Linked DNA regions of Homo sapiens: region 2 is linked to region 1. The links are chromatin contacts, found by Hi-C in ENCODE. All regions are on one chromosome and are shown on one strand. The core of a region is the stretch at or near the end of the contact, and the rest is flanking DNA. Distances in the headings are between cores, read along the strand shown. Region 1 holds the start of ADRA2A (adrenoceptor alpha 2A). Region 2 overlaps RBM20 (RNA binding motif protein 20).

Evidence for each region. Hi-C counts contacts between places; a loop is a spot of excess contacts on that map. Pooled maps may share reads with other maps.
Region 2: a map of ovary shows a loop between it and region 1 (2.5-fold over the local background). The contact joins the enhancer-like site here to the promoter of ADRA2A in region 1. A Hi-C loop is called at or near these places in 1 of 168 maps with a recorded cell type or tissue (ovary), 1 of 37 single-sample maps with no recorded cell type and 8 of 50 pooled maps.

What each region holds. Positions count from the first base shown.
Region 1 is chr10:111,073,483-111,079,045 of GRCh38, reverse strand. It overlaps ADRA2A (adrenoceptor alpha 2A), which reads right to left and starts at 2,017. Exons shown (of 1, transcript NM_000681.4): 1 at 1-2,017. The coding sequence starts at 1,049. RefSeq lists a silencer at 2,005-2,054.
Region 2 is chr10:110,799,266-110,804,828 of GRCh38, reverse strand. It overlaps RBM20 (RNA binding motif protein 20), which reads right to left. Exons shown (of 14, transcript NM_001134363.3): 7 at 4,911-5,042. Among named protein-coding and RNA genes, the nearest start is that of PDCD4-AS1, 69 kb to the left of the region's middle. Within about 2 kb of position 2,033, at least 22 of the 41 ENCODE cell types and tissues checked have a DNase peak (open chromatin) inside an H3K27ac peak, as active enhancers do.

The DNA.
Region 1 (5,563 bases), core at 768-3,267:
CGCCGCGGCAGGCTGTCGCCCGGCTTCACCTGGCTCGCTCGGGCCTTGCCTTTGCCCCGGGGACCGCGCTCGGGTCTGCGGGGCCCTGGAGGCCGCTCGGCGTGGTCGGAAGACGAGCTCTCCTCCAGGTCCAGCGCGTCGGTGTCGCGCGGCCCGGCCGGCGCGGGCTCGCCAGGGGCGCCGTTGAGCTGGGTGGGCAGCGGTTCGGCCTCTGCGCCCCCCGGGCCCGCGCTGCGCTCGGGGCCCAGACCGTTGGGCCTGCGCTCGGTGCCCCCCGGCGGCGCGGCGACGGCGTCCGGACCCCGGCGGCTGGGTGGCACGCGGGTGCGACGCTTGGCGATCTGGTAGATGCGCACGTAGACCAGGATCATGATGAGGCAGGGAGCGAAGAAGGAGCCGATGCACGACGAGATGACGTACCACTTCTGGTCGTTGATCTCGCAGCGCGGCTCGGCCGGCTGCGGGCCGCCGCCGCCGCCCTTCTTCTCGATGGAGATGAGCGGCGGGAAGGAGATGACGGCCGAGATGACCCACACGGTGATGATGATGGCCTTGATGCGGCGCGGCGTGCGCTTCAGGTTGTACTCGATGGCCTGTGTGATGGACCAGTAGCGGTCCAGGCTGATGGCGCACAGGTGCACGATGGACGACGTGCAGAAGAGCACGTCGAGCGCCAGGTAGATCTCGCACCAAGCCTTGCCGAAGTACCAGTAGCCCATGACCTCGTTGGCCAGCGAGAAAGGGATGACGAGCGTGGCCACCAGGATGTCGGCCGAGGCCAGAGACACCAGGAAGAGGTTTTGGGGCGCCTTGAGCGCGCGGCTCGTGAACACGGCGATGATGACGAGCACGTTGCCGAACACGGTGAGCAGCATGAGCAGGCCGGCCAGGCACACCAGCGTCAGCGTCACCTGCAGGGAGTAAGGGGTGGCCCGGGCGCCGCCCCCCGGCGCCTCGGTCCCGTTCCAGCTCGCGTTGCCCGCGTCCGGCTGCAGGGAGCCCATGGGCGCAAAGCTGCCCTCGGCCAACGGCTGCTCCTGGCGGAACATGAACGCGGGCGCCCGCTGGCCTGGGCCTGCTGCCAGCTGCCTTCCGGCCCGGCGCCCGTGGGTCCTCCTCTTCCTCCGGCGCCCCGCTCGCCTGGCTGCGGCTCACATAGGGAGGGGGCCGCAGGGAGGCCGGGCCCGAACTGGAGGACCGCTAGCGGCCCATGGCCCGGGTCCCGCGAACTGCGCCTGGCTCGCGCTTCAGACGCTCTCGGTGGGCGCCTTCTTGCTCCGAGCTCCTAATACAGCCAAGTTTTATTTCTAAGCGGCGGGAGAGAGTAGGGAGAGCCGATGGGTAAAGAGAGATTTATTCTTCAAGAAGGGAGAACAAAAATCATCGGTGGCCTGATAACTTGGAAGGATGACAGGAAATTAAATATATATATACATATCAATATCTGTATCTTGAATCTTGAGCCTGAGCGAAAGCAAGAGGTCTTACCGTGTGCGGGGCCCGCCCCCACCCCGGGAGGCAGCCGAAGGGTGCTGATGCGAGCTCGGGGGTCCTATGTCTGTCGCCTTACATCCCCGAAGCGATTACCGACTCTCTGGCTTCCCCCAGACGCTGCGGTTCTGGCCCGGCCCGGCCCGGGGCTGGGGCGCGGACTCTGCCGCCTCTCGGAGCGCCGCGAGACTTCCAAAGTTGTGCGCCCTGCTGGGGCTGGGGCACACTGTGCGGAGCTCCGGGACGGCGGCGGCGGCGGGGTGAGGAGTGTGGGGGCCGCATGAAGGCACCCCCGTCCTCAGGCGGGCCGGGGCAGGTGAACGATCAGCTCTCCAGGAGCCGCGACGGAGGCAGGGGTTCTCCTGGGCGTCCGCCTGGTGGGCGCCGAGCGCTGCTGGATGGGCCGGGGTCCGACGACAGCGCGAGTTGGGGCAGGAGCGCAAGGCGGGGAAGAAGGCGCTGGAGTGGCCGGGCGGCGGCACGCCGGCTGCTGGGCTTCTGCACCGAGCTGGAGCTGCTGCTGCTCCGCTGCGCTCACGGTGGACTCGTTTTATAGCCCCAGGATCAAGCAAGCGTTGCTGAGCAGCCGGCGTCAGCCCCCACGTGGGAAGCCGACCCTCCCCCGCCCCTCGCACCACCCCTCCGCCAGTCTAGCGCCCGCGCCTAGCGCTGGACCTCGGGGAGCGTTGCCCTCAGGCGGGACGAGCCCTTTGGAGAGGCGGGTACCTTGAGCTAGAGACTTAAAGAGGGAGCCCGGGGGTGGGGGGTAGGGGAGGAGCGGCCCCTGCTGGGAGTTGGCCATGCAGCTCCGGGCCGACGGAGCAGAACGCAACGGGCACCCGTGAGTGCCCCCAAGAAGCTGGATCTTGGGAGAAAAGGGAAGAAAAAAATGGAAGGGAATCCCCGCCCAAATCGAGGGAAGTAACCTCCGGTGTGAGTTACGTCTGGAGCAGCCCAGCTCCGGGCCAGAGCCGACGCGGTCCGCAGGTGCTCCTGGAGGCTGGGGAGAAAGGGGTCCTGGAGAGGGAGGAAGGCGCGGCTTCGGATGGAACCCCTGGGGCGGAATGGACAGCACCCACGGGGAAGTGGTACAAGCCGGAGTTCAGACCTCCGCTTAGGGAAGAAGCGGCTACGTGTCCTCCCAGCCGCGATGCTGTCTGCGGGAAACGCAAGACCCGGGGTCTGGACCGCGCCCCCTTAGACCGAGGTGGGGAGGGGTCCAGGAGCCGAGCGCCAGGGCAAAGCGAGGACGCACTGACACCTGCTGGCCGCTCGTGGTCACGGCTGAGAAGCGACCCGCTGACGCCAGGCGCCTCCTCCCGTCTCTTAGGTCTTCTGCCAACAGAGCCTTCTCCTATCTCCGAACAAATTGGTTTCTAAGCTCAGGAAAGGAGAACCCAGAGTTTGAATTGCACCCTGCCGTGTTGCAGAAATCTTCCTAAAGCAGATACTCGTGTGTCTACCCCTGGCGGGAGTGGGGGTTTGTCTAATAAAGTCACATCAGGAAGGGCTCAGCAGGCACCGCCGGCCAGAACGGGCATCCCACTCTGGACCCGCACAGCCCACCCTTCCTGCAGATCCGAGAGAGGCCAGGATCCTGCCTCCTTGGTTGCACAGCTCTGGCTTGCTGGGAATCATTATGTTTTTGTTGAGGACCGAAAGCTAGACTCCACTCCCGCCCCGCATCCCACCCCCATTCAGATGTACACACAGCATCCTTCAATAAGGGGAAGAGGGAGTAGAATATTTTCCATGTTCTCTCTGATAAGAATAGCGGTGGGGGCGGGGGGGAGTGGGTGTGCGGCGAATGGCAAGTTTTTCCGTGCGTGCTAGCTGTCCTAGGATAGATTTTAACGGTCACTAGAGCACTAGCTTGCACCCTGCTAGCTGCACTTTTCAGATGAGAGCAAGCAGTTTAATGGTAAAACCCAAGAGGGTAGGAAATTTCAGCAGGAGAGAGATTAGACTTAAAGGAATGTCGTCTTATTTAAGGAACCACTAAACCAAAATGCCTTGTGCAGTCACCTAAGTTGGAATTCCAAGGATGGAACAGGCTGCCTCTCTGTGCAGCCAGCTGCAGGCTTAGGTCTGGCTGGGGGCTGATGGCTAAATTAAGGGCCCTGAGAATCACCTTCATTCCCAGCTGATGTCTATAGCCCGCACCAGTGATACAGTTATTGGTGCTGCTGCTGTTCATGTAGTCTCAAAATCTGTACTTTCCAAAGTATTTCACAGAAGTCTCATTTGACTTCAGTACCTTTGTCTCCCAATCTTTGCCCTAATGGTATAAACTCCCTTTCCAGTGTTAGTTCTGAGGAGCCTTTCTAATCTCCCTTTCTGGACAATCTAAAGGAAGCTGAGAAGACAATTTCCTCGCTCTGTTGAGTCACTCATTTTCCATCTTCTACTAAAGTCTCTGCTCTGAGGCTCTTGGCAGGGGCTTTGGACATCGCCAGTAGGCTCAGTTGGAAACATGGCTACAGTCATTTTTGCACAGCAACTAGGAACCCCACACTTCAAGTATGAATACTAAGAGACAAAAATCAGAGCCCGTGGCAATCTGGGGTTTGCTGTGTTGCTGTTTGTAGAACTCGGGAACTGAGTCTTAGGAGACCATCACTTACCATCTGCACCCCAGCTTCCAACACACTGCTCTTCTTCCTAATTTCAGAATCAAAAGAGGAAATAAAAACAAAGTTTACAGTAATTATCTTTCTTGAAATTTCTGCTGCTAGCCTGTGTATGACACCTCTTGTCATATTTTCTAAATGCTTCCCAAACAGCCAGGTGGTTTCTTAATTCCCTGATTTGGAGTCTTTTCTCCTAAAATGGGAACAGGTCTTTTCAGAGCCAGGAACCCTGAGGCCAATACACAACGAATACCAATAATAACAAGTGCTGCATTTTATTAAGTACCATGATGTATGCACCATGTGTAGGGTGATATACATGGCCCCTTTATACACAGAGTTCTTATTCCTGTCACATGTTCCTTATCACCAAAGGTTCTGCCTCCTCAGTTTGTCACACAGGGTCAGTATCTCTGAGCTTTGAAAAGCTATGTGGACACCATTAATTTTTGCTAGAAGATTTCATGCTGTGCAAGCTGAGTGAGACATTGCTGAGCAGAAAGATATCCACAAATATAATAATTCTCAACCAGGCCTATAGATCAGCATTTCCTAGGAAGACAAAATACACTTACCAATGCCCCACCAGGGAAATTATTCACCAGGTCCAAGGTGGGATGCAGCATGTGTATTTTGACAAAACTCCTTGAGAGCTGCAGGTGTGCACACCCTGCTGAAGACTTACCACCCAAAGCAATAAATCTCAGTGGGGGACAGGAGTGATGAGCAAGTGCCCTTGTGGGGACAGGAGGCAGTGTCCAAATTACCCGGGGTAGGAAGCCAACTTGAGCTAGAAAGAGTGGGCCCCAGATTGAGAATCACTGCCCTGAGCCAGTGAGACTGCTATGACAGTGTCATAGCCCTCCAGGGAGCTGGGACAGAGCAAATAGTTGAGAGCCACTGTAAATATGGAGTTTGGGTTTGATGGCCTGAGAAGGAGTCATTTCTGGGGACCCAAATGGGGGTCCATTATTACTTATATTATTACTAAAAATAAATAGTACCTATTAGCACCAACCACATGCTAGGCACAATGCCAAGCAGTTTATGTACTATATATTATATAATTCCCAAAACAATCCCATAATGTAGATTTTATTATCTGCCTTTGTAGATGGAGGAAACTAGGCAACAGACTAAGTAAACTGTCCAGCTAATAAGTGGCAAGGACAGAGCCGAACTCTATTTTTCCTGGTGGTAAGCCCAATGAGCTTTCTAAGTTCCTTACTGTGAATCTCCAGCCTTGATCGCACTGCCAAAGAGAAACCTGCAAAATGTTCATCAGAAATGAGCACATTGACAAGTTAGCACATCCTCCTTCTAGCCCTGTCCTTTCAGTCCATTGATGTCTACTAGATTAGGACAGTACAAGGCAAGATGTATTCCCTCTTTCTGTATCTAATGCCCACTCTTGGAGGCAACGTCACATACACTCTAGGAGA
Region 2 (5,563 bases), core at 784-3,283, 270 kb after region 1:
CTGGGAGACACTGGTTTAAATTATTCCAAGTTCACTTCTGCATCAGAGAGATTATGATTCCATACTTATTGACGAAGTTTCCATAGAACAACCCAGAATATATTCCAATCATCTTGTCCAGGTCTGCAGGAAGAAGGCTACTCACTTTTTGTTGTTCCTTCAGATTTTCTCTTTCTTATTCATTTTGCATATTTATTAAACATCTATCATGTGAAAGGTTCTGCCTCAAATAAGCTGAGGAACTCCCTTGCCACAGGAAGTATATGGGGAGATAAGATATGTGCATGAAGAAATATTCAAGAGAGGAAATGAAAAATACCTTAAAATCTCTCCCTTCTCTCCCTATACTTTACCTGGTGAGCAAAAGATAAAGTTAGAGGAGAAAGAGCAATCAGAATTTCTCCCCACCTCTGCAAACCCTGGTGGGACCTCATATGCAGCCCCTTTGGCCCAGAGACACACATGGATACAGTGTTTGCCCTCTACCTTCCCGGTAGCCACTCTCCCTCCTCCTGATAGCAGCTGTTCCTCCCTCATCTTGCTCCAGAGCTCTAGGTGGGTCTCTGTCCCAGCTCTGAGGATGTAGCAGATGACACAGGTCCAGCCAATCACAGCATGGCCTAGCCCTGGCCAGAGATCAATTCAGGAATGTGCACCTGTGCTAAGCTAGTCCAGTCAGAGCGACTCTCTCTCAAAAGTCTCAGGACTTTTGTGGGAGCTTCTAGGAAAAAACTCTGGCTTTCTCTTGTTGAAGGAAAGGGAAGGGGGAGAAAGAGCTGCTGAGGTCACTGTAGCCATCATGCCACCTAGAGGAGAGAGCCTGGGCTGCTACGGCCCATCCCAGGGAGCCCCCAGTAAACAAAGCCAAAAGAGCAGAAGGCAGCGTGGAGAGAAACCAAGTCCTAATGAGGGTCTCTGGGTCCTGAATCCAGCCGCACCTGCAGCCAGATCTACTCCTGGACGTTTCATTTACATGCATCCATAAATTCTTTTTTTTTTTTTTTTTTTTTTTTTTTGCTTAAGCCAACAGGCTTAATGGAGATGAATTTCTGTTACGTGCAGACAGAGTGGCAGCTGATTCATATCAACATAGGGACCATAAAGCATGCATTACTATGTAGTTGAGACATACATTAAGTTGTTTTCACATCTGTTATTCCATGCGACCTTCACAATGCCTTAAGAGGGAATATGGCAGCTTGGGGAGCAGAAAAGCCCTGCTAAAGATCAGAAAATAATGTGTTCTGCGCCCTTTCTATTCAAAGTGTTCTCCGAGGACCACCAGCAGCAGCATCTCCTGGGACCTCGTTAGAAATACGCAATAACAGCACTACCCTAGATATGCTGAATCAAAGTGAGTTTTCACAACATCACCAAGTGATCTGTATGCACACTGAAGCTTGAGAAGCTCTGTTAGAATACTATCTCTGCGGCTTCTTGGCTGGGTGACTATAAGCAAATTACCTGATTTCTCAGGTTTTTTTCACATAGACAACAGAGATCATGATAACACACTATAACAATGCAGCTTTAGTGCAAAACCAAAACAGCACTAAGTTTTAATCATAGCTCTTCCAGTAGCTAAGTACAATCCTGGGCAAGTTCCTGAATTTCTATTAGCTTCAGATTCCTCATCTGTAAAACTGAGATAATAATACCTGTCTAACAGGACTGATGTCAGGATTAAATAATGTATGTAAACTTCTTTGCCCCAGAGTACCGGGACTCAATTAAAGGTATACATTATTGTTATTGTTGTACTCTTATAATTACTGCTATTATACACCCTACACACTTCACAGGGTACAGTGATTACGAGACTGAAAAGATAATGTATGAAAAAAAATACTTAAAGCCAAATAACTCAAAGTATAGTCCTTTCCTGATCTGTAAACTGAGGTTCACAGAGGTTAAGCAACTTTTCTAAGCTCACTAAAGCAGGAAGCGGTAGAGCCCAGGCTGACATCACCATCTTCCAATCTAGGATAGGTCACATGGTTGTCAGTGGTTCTTTGTTTATTTGCTTTTTCTCCCACCAGACTGAGCTCCTCGCCAGCTTGCTACTTCTCCCTCCATGGCACCTGGCCCAGTTCCACCCACGGTGAGCACTCAGTGCACATTTGCTGAAAGCAAAACTCGACCATCTGACCTCTTTAACCCATGTTTTTTGCACCACCCCAAACTATCTCCCTCAGGAAGGTATTGCTATGCTTTGGTACTTTAATTTAAGAAGCCAATTACTGCCGTTAATCCTAATTAGAAACTTATGACAACATCTCATTTGGAGACCAAAGCTCTACTGGGAACTTAGTGTAGAAATTCAATTCCAGCCCCCAGGGAAGAATCCAGGAGACCAGGAACTTTGGTTGGATATAGAATGGGGTGGGATGCTTACTTGTCTGAAAGAAGCAATATACTTTTATTAGGAAAAAAAAAAAAAAAAAAGCCAGGTTCTGCCTGAAGGAGAACTGTTAGTAAAGGAATTTCAGAGGCAATGATGCAAGCAAAGCAGATTCAGGACTCTGGAAGCTGGTTGACACAGTGCCCATCTACATATGGAGACTTGTCAGAATGCCAGTCCTAGCCAGAAACATCCACTAAGCCTTTGTCTTCTAACTTCAACCTTGAAGGTGGATTAAGGCCTGTGGGTCTTAGACAAAATGGACCCTAAGTCAATGTGGAATGAGCTAAAGTGAACGGGAAAATCCCTATTAAATGGAACAGTAGAAAGCACAAAATAAGAGGGTAGATTCAAACACTAATACAGCATTAATTACAAGAAATCCAAATAGACTACGTGCTCCAGTTAAGAGAACTCCTGCAAACCAATAAGAAGACACAATGCAAAAGAAAAGCATGGGCAGATGACCTGAAAAGAAACAGCCCATCAGAGAAGATCCAGATGGAACAGCCAACAAACAGATGAAAAAGTGCTCAATCTCCATGCGCAATTAGGGGAATAAAATATAAAACTGTGATAAACTGGCCAGGCACGGTGGTTCACGCTTGTAATCCCAGCACTTTGGGAGGCTGAGGCGGGCAGATCATAAGGTCAGGATATTGAGACCATCCTGGCCAATATGGCGAAACCCTGTCTCTATTAAAATACAAAAAAAAAAAAAAAAAAAGTAGCCAGGCATGGTGGTGTGTGCCTGTAGTCCCAGCTACTCGGGAGGTGGGGAAGGAGAATTGCTTGAACCTGGGAGGTGGAGATTGCAGTGAGCCAAAATTGCACCACTGCGCTCCAGCCTGGTGACAGAGCAAGACTCCGTCTCAAAAACAAAACAAAACAAAACTGTGATAAACCATGATACTCTCCCACGACAGGCAAAAATTTAAAAGTTGGACAAGACAATGTGTTAGCAAGAATGTGGACCATTGAAAACTTTTTTTTTTTTTTTGAGACGGAGTTTCACTTTTGTTGCCCAGGCTAGAGTGCAGTGGCACAATCTTGGCTCACTGCAACCTCTGCCTCCCAGGTTAAAGCGATTCTCCTGCCTCAGCCTCCCGAGTAGCTGAGATTACAGGCGCCTGCCACCACGCCTGGCTAATTTTTGTATTTTTAGTAGAGACGGGGTTTCACCATGTTGGCCAGGCTGCTCTTGAACCCCTGACCTCGTGATCCACCCACCTTGGTCTCCCAAAGTGCTGGGATTACAGGGGTGAGCCACCACGCCCGGCCGAAAACTCTAATACACTACTAGTAGGAGTATAAATTTGAGACAACTAATTTTGGAAAGAGCTTGCTATCATCTAGGAAAGTTGAGGTAAGCATGCCTTATGATGCAGCTATCTCAATCTTAGTTATGTATGTACCTCTAGTTATATGCTCAAGTGCATATATACCAGGATGACATGTTTGAGAAGGTTCAGATTAGCCTTGTCCCTAAAACAACTCAAATGTCCATCAACAGTAGAATGGATAAACTGTATAGCCATACAATGGAAATGTATATAACAATGAAAATAAATAGACATGCCCAACAACATGGATGGCATCATGTTGAATGAAAGAAGCAAGATCTGTAAGAACACAGCATAATTCCATTTATATAAAGTTCAAAAACAGGCAAAACTAAACCATAATGTTTAGGGAGGCATATACAGGTGATAGAACTATAAGGAAAAGCACAGATATGATTATCATTGAAGTCAGGAGAGTAGAGAGGGAGGGGTTGAACAGGAGGAGGGACTCACGGGAGCTTCTGGATGCTGTCCATATTCTATTTCTTGACTTTGGTGGTGGTTTTACGGGATTTGTGAGATCTCACCCATTATTACTTTTTAAACCATACAATATATAATCAGCCATTTTTCTGTGTGTTCTGTTATACTTCACAATAAAACAAAAAAGAAGGAAAGAAAAGAAAGAAACGTAGATCAGCTAAAACAAAAGCAAACCCTGGTTTGGAACTATTTGAATGCATCCCTGAGTTCTGACAGTGGCCAATTCAGCCAAGGGCTGCTTAGAAGGACTTCTATGAGGCTTAAGACGTAAATATGAAGGAGAGAGAAGAGAACAAGAGATCAAGGGGGTGACAGAAGAAGAAAATGTTACTGAAGGTCTGTATAGGGAGAGAAGGTTGTATTCAAGGGTTTATGCCTGGAACTCTCAGCACCTTTCCCTTCTGACTTCCTCCTTTAAAAGTTCCCCTGTGAACATCTTCTTCTGGAAAACTTTCCTTGGCTCCCAGGTAGTCTCAGGCGTCTCTTTGCACTTTGTATTTACCTCAAGAGCACTTTTCTTGCCATGCTGCAATGGTTTGCCTCGAGATCCTCAAAGGCAGTGTGTAATTTCTGAATCTTTTCCTATCCTCTCCTTTCCACCAGCGTTTAGGTCAGTGCCTAACACGGAGGAGAAACTCATCTGGTGCTTGTTGAATGACTGAATGAGCAAGATAATGCTTTACCTTGAGCTGCAATTCCTTGTATCTCTTGGACATCCGAATGAGCAACTTCTCACCATTGATCACAGCAGATTTTTCTTGATAATACTGGACCATGGCCTGTGCAGCTTCTGTGTAAGCCATCTCTAAAAAGGCCTAAGAAAGAAAGGAAGGACACTCACTGGACTTGACTTTAATGGTCTTAAACAAGATTCAGCACAAGGCATGATTCCACGTCTATGAAGTTCAAGAACAGGCAAAACTAATCAACGGTGACAGGAGTTAGCATTGAGCTTCTCTCTCAGGTGGGGATGGGGAACTGATGGAGAAGAAGCATAAGGAAACCTGACATTCTGGAAATGCTCTATATCTTTACCTGGGTGTTAATTATATGGGTGTACACATGTAACCGATTAATGGAATTGTACACTTAGGATGAGTGTACATTATGCACTGTAGAGTATGTGTTTTATACCTCACTTAAAAGGAAAAAAAGTCAGCACAAGGAAGAGATCTCTTTGATCCCATCTGTTCAAAGAGACCTTTTTATAAACATCACCAAAAGAGCTCATTATAAGATGGCCCTTTCCTGATCCCCAGGGTTACCAGACATTGTTATTAATTATGTATGTCTGTCCTGGGCTACATCATGCCATGGAATACCTCTGAGATGGAAG